Linked DNA regions of Mus musculus: region 2 is linked to region 1. Evidence: chromatin loops called from intact Hi-C (ENCODE). Cell type or tissue: left cerebral cortex. All regions are shown on one strand.

What was found. Peaks named below come from ENCODE experiments on the same cell type or tissue, not always from the same donor. Only the 100,000 strongest peaks of a DNase experiment are listed, where the experiment ranks them.
Region 2: it touches region 1 in a loop (2.8-fold over the local background); 22 of 42 quality-filtered maps call a loop at or near these places.

Annotation. Positions count from the first base shown.
Region 1 is chr15:25,939,049-25,941,548 of GRCm38, reverse strand. The region is part of intron 3 of Retreg1 (reticulophagy regulator 1); the gene reads right to left. Among named protein-coding and RNA genes, the nearest start is that of Mir7212, 7.9 kb to the left of the region's middle. In left cerebral cortex, no CTCF peak of the experiment used is centred here; a DNase peak (open chromatin) is centred at 964.
Region 2 is chr15:25,810,876-25,813,375 of GRCm38, reverse strand. Myo10 (myosin X) reads right to left here. Exons shown (of 41, transcript NM_019472.2): 41 at 1-1,255. The coding sequence ends at 1,154. Among named protein-coding and RNA genes, the nearest start is that of Retreg1, 31 kb to the left of the region's middle. In left cerebral cortex, a CTCF peak has its summit at 1,482 (motif pointing left); a DNase peak (open chromatin) is centred at 1,467.

The DNA.
Region 1 (2,500 bases):
TTCATGAGCTCAGATGTCTACCACCGTTATCTCAAAAACTTAAAAAGAAACATCAAAAATTTCAAGTAGATTCCAACTCTATGTGGGAAAAATGTGGCTTAAAACTTCCAGGACACTGTTTTCCTTATTCGAGGAAAAACAAACACTCCTTTGCATATATTCCTAAAGCTCAGATTGCTAATCTTGCCAAAGAACATTTGCTAGGATTATAAATTTCCACTTAAACATATTTAAACTTGTCAGAATATTTTTTAAGATGAACAACAAACTTAACAGACTCCAGAGAAACAAAATGTCCTCATTACCTTCTGCCTGGTCCACAGCCGCCGCCTGCAGGCATTTCTGCCCTTTGAGAATTAGAACTTGAGCCGCCTCTGCTTGTGCTGATGGCCAGAGAATGCTGTCTTGTCCACAGCACAGGCTCTAAGAAGAGGGAAACCCCAGCAGGGGAATTCTTCTCTTTCTGGAGAAAAGCGCTCCTCCTCTACTGAGAAAGTTGGTGTTTACAAACTTCCAGAGCGCCTGCCTCCCTCCCGCCTTGAATGAAGCCGAGGAGTGGACTATTATGACAGCCCCCTGCTAAAAATAAAGAGCTCACCTCTCACTCCAGCACCGTGACAGGCAGCTGGGCAGGAGCGCTGCCCAGTCGCCCAGCATTTTCCCTGAAGTCCTGTGAGAAGGTGTCACCAGGGATGACTTCACCTAGAGCCTGCCCTCTTTCCTGTGTGTGTGTGTGTGTGTGTGTGTGTGTGTGTGTTCCTGGCAAGACTTAAGCGCCTACCAAAAGGTGGAGTAGCCACGGACAGGTTGAAACCTCACTCCAGCTATCGATCTCCTCCTTTGAGTCACGGGGAAGTTGGAGAGCGGTTAGAGAGAGTGGGAGGTTTGTTTGCATAACGCCTTCCACTCTATAGAAAAGTCTCACCCAAAAGGAGAACAAACCAACACAACACACGTTGTCATGGGGCAATCAGGCTGTGAGGGACGCTGTTTTGCAAGAAAAGCTTTGGATCGCCTAGGTTTCTTTCCTAACTCACAAGAAGCACGCACAGGAATATGCGCCTATGTGGCTCTGTGCTGAAAAGCTCCGTCCACCCCCATTGCTTCACTGTGGCCAGGGAGTGGCCGGGGAACATGGCCGGGTGCTGACTCTAGGTGTCCTTATGCTTCAGGTCCTTGCTGTGTGTTTCTCAGTTGCTGCTCCTTTCACAGGGTCTAGCTTCCAAACTGCCAGGAGACTCATTCAATAGTACCCTATAAAAGCTTTGAGTTAAAATCTGAACACATCTTCTTTCTCTCTTCCTTCCTTCCTTCCTTCCTTCCTTCCTTCCTTCCTTCCTTCCTTCCTTCCTTTCCTTCCTTCCTTCCTTCCTTCCTTCCTCCCTCCCTCCCTTCCTTCCTTCCTTCCTTCCTTCTTTCCTTCCTTTCTTTTCTAAGAATATAAGGGAAGTGTCAAAGCAAGATCTACTAGTTAAGAATTGATCATTTTTTTCTCTTTTAAAAGCATGTATGCTCTACTTGGTGCATTAATCAATCCGAACGATACCTTTCATGTGATATTTTATACAGTATCTTTTTAAAAAAGGAAAAGAAAGAAAGAAATGGTTTTCCAGATCGCTGAGGGATTGAAAAGTCAAATAATTTAAAATAATTATTTGCTTTCTTTTGGAAATTATTGTCCATTTTGTGACATATGCACGCCACACTTTAAGATAAATATACTTGAATAATACCACAAAGTACTTAAGCAGCTCCCACCAAACAGGGTGCTTTACATTCTGCAAGTCTAAGGTCTGACGGACATCTACCTAAGGTGGGTCCACCTACTCAAATGCAGAACTTATACTTTTACACACAGCGTATTTTATGAATTTGTATGCCAGCCTTGCTCAGTCATGCTAATCTCTGTATTAAGCCAACGTGAGCACTCTCTAACACATAGCTTGAAAGCAAGCTCACACCCAGAGCTTTGTAACCAGTGTGGCAGTAGCCTCACACAGCCCGAGCCACAGGCTACCCCTCCAGAAACTGCAGCCTTTTAGGATCTGAGAAGCTAAAAGGCCGAAATCTGGGATAACACTGGCACTTGACTGGACTTGGCCGACACAAAGGACTATTCCTACAGACTTTTACCCCCACATGGAAACCATCCTTTTTCAGTACCAACAGTGTATATGGTACCTGCCCGTTAGTCGCTTCATAAGCATCCCAATTAATCAGACGGACTATCAAGGTAAGTGTAGGGTTTGTATCCAAGGGACCATTATCAAACCTATAATAATGGCCTGAAAGCCTAATATTCATGATGCTGATAAACCAGATACACACACACAAACCAAAAGGTGTATCCTTTAAAATGAAAAAGTGAAAGTTCACGGTTTAATAAAAATTTGAAAACTGCTAAAGTTGCTAAGCTCCATAGGACACTATAAATCTTCACTGTGCCTGCTTCATAAACTAAGCATTCATGTTCATAAACTAAGCTTCAGCATGGGCATGC
Region 2 (2,500 bases), 130 kb after region 1:
TTTGCTTGAGGGGTACAGAGTTTGGGAATGCAGCAGCTCCCCCCTCCCCCACATTCGACATGGTTATATCTGCAATCTAGCCAGAGTGATAACACAAGTTACCCTTCAAAGAAGACCAAAACAAAACAAAAAAAATTTTTTAACTTAACTTTTAGAATGAAAAAAAGACTCCAAAATGACTTCATATCATTCTAAAAACACTGGAGCCAGCAGTTTAAGAGTGGTTTATAAATACAGTTATCTCTCTGGGCTGTAGACCTGTTAGTAATACAGCAGTCACAGGTCGCCGCCCTAGCTACATGTAAAACGAAACCGAGTCCAAAAAAAATGTTTCTTTCCAAAAAATACAGCAAAGACAGGAACGTCCAGGATCCGGGTCTGTTAATAAAGCCACCTCGAGACTAGAACTCTGAACTAGGAAAATATACAGACTGTTTACAACATTGCACATCCTCTTTCCCTTTGTGTTTAATGCTCACAGGACAATGATTAAAGTGTTGAGTGTGTGAACACATGCATGCGCGGGCAAGCACAGACAGTTGAAACAAAGCAAAAAAAAAACCAAAAAAACAAAAAACAAAAAAACAAAAAAACCCCAAAAACGTTAATACATGTTCGTAAGGAAGGCTGCCAGCAGCACTCCGACAACACACTGTCCCCCTCTGCTGTCTCCCTGCCTCGCCCCGCCCCCTCAGCTCCCCTCATTTGCAGGAAATCAGGCTGGGGAGGTTAGTGCACAATCAGTGGATCCATGCCCCGCCTCCAAGCTCTGCAAACCCCACCGGGAGGTGAAAGCGCTCCCCCTCAGTAGCACAGTTAAGGTCGATTAGGGTCCACTCTGCAAGTTTAAGGCACTTCTGGCTGCTTTGGTGGCCGTGTGGTTTTCTCCCCTTTCTTTTTTTCTTTAAGGCAAGTTCTCATCTAGGATTTTTAACTAAAGCTTAAGAGATTGTGCAGACTGTTAAAGGTTGACAGCTTAATACGTGATCTCTGAGGCTGATCGGGTGAAGGGAGCCCCCGGGACTCCTCCCTCTGACGACCGGTTATCAGAAGCCTGGACAGCTGAGTTTCCAAAGCTGGGTCAGGACCAGGCGCTGGCCCAGGCAAAGAGTGGCACGTTCACATCGGCAAGACACGTGGGCTTGGCTCGTCTTCACCTGGAGCTGCCCTGGCTGCTCACAGAGCGTGTGGTGCTATAGCGCTTCTTCACAATCATGCTGATATACGCTTTCATGAGCTTGGCCACATCCACCACCTGCCGGGGGGAGCAGAACCCACATGTGGTCACCAGTCTCTACCAGGTTTGAGAACCCAGCTAAGCAGACATCCTCTGACTGCCCTCCACGTATGAGATGGTAGCTTCCTACCCTAAGTCCAGGTCCAGACTCACAGGGAACCTGGAGTCGAGCAGAGTGGACCATCCCTAGCTTGGAAGAAAGTGAACTGGAGCCGTTCTAAATAAAGGGTGCACCACCTGGTGGCTCTTGCGTGGAAAGCAGTGACTTTATTTGATGCATGTTTTCTAACTTTGCAAACTAGTATGCCACTCGTACACCAGAGCTGGTACCATTGGGGTTCCAATGGCTATCCTCAGTTAAAACGGTGGTGACATCTAGAGTCCTTTATAAGCCTTTATAGGCCACAGCAGCTGATTCCAGGTCCATTCATCTGGACGCAGCTGAAGCAGCAGGGAGCCTGGTGGGTGGGGTTAGATCTATGGCAATGCCCCCAGATGCCCACTACAAACCAGCCACTCTCCTGAGCTAGGTAGGATGGTCAACTGGCATCTTCTAAGGATGCCTGTAGTACTGCTCTCAGCCTGGACTATACAAAGGCATCTTCCAGGCTTCTATTTCCTCTTCTGCCTTTCTCATCTCGCCCGGCCCATACTGATGTTACTAGAGCCACTAGCTGTAATGTCTCACACGATCCTAGATTTCATGGTAGGTTCTTACCTTCCGTGGGATTCAACTAAGTGTCACAGCCCATCGCTGGAGCCTTGAACCCTTTCTTCTCTCTGTATATTTTCCCTGTCAATCCACTAAGCTCCATCATTCACCTTCCTGCCCCCCCAGCACCCCAAATGCCCCCTTGCCCACCACCATCCCCTGGAACCACTCTTTCCTGGTAGCAATCCTTGAGCTGGCCTCAATTGGCTTCTTTTATTATTACACTTGCGTAGTTGGGCGTCCCTAGCTCATACATTCAGTGACTTTTCTGAATGTGATCTTGTGATCCAGAATCAACTATGGCCAGATGGGGGAAGGCCCCTCGGCTCCCTCCTGCTCTGTGGATGCCTCTGGAGTAGTCTTGTTTTTATCATTTCATGTGTGAGTGTTTCACTTGCATGTATATTTGTACACCACGTGTAACTGGTACCTGAAGAGGTCAGAAGATAGTTGGGAACCTTATCTGGGTGCTGGGAATTAAACTAGGGTTCTCTACAAAAGCAACAAGGGCTCTTAACTGCCGAGCCATCTCTGCAGCCTCTGACTACTGT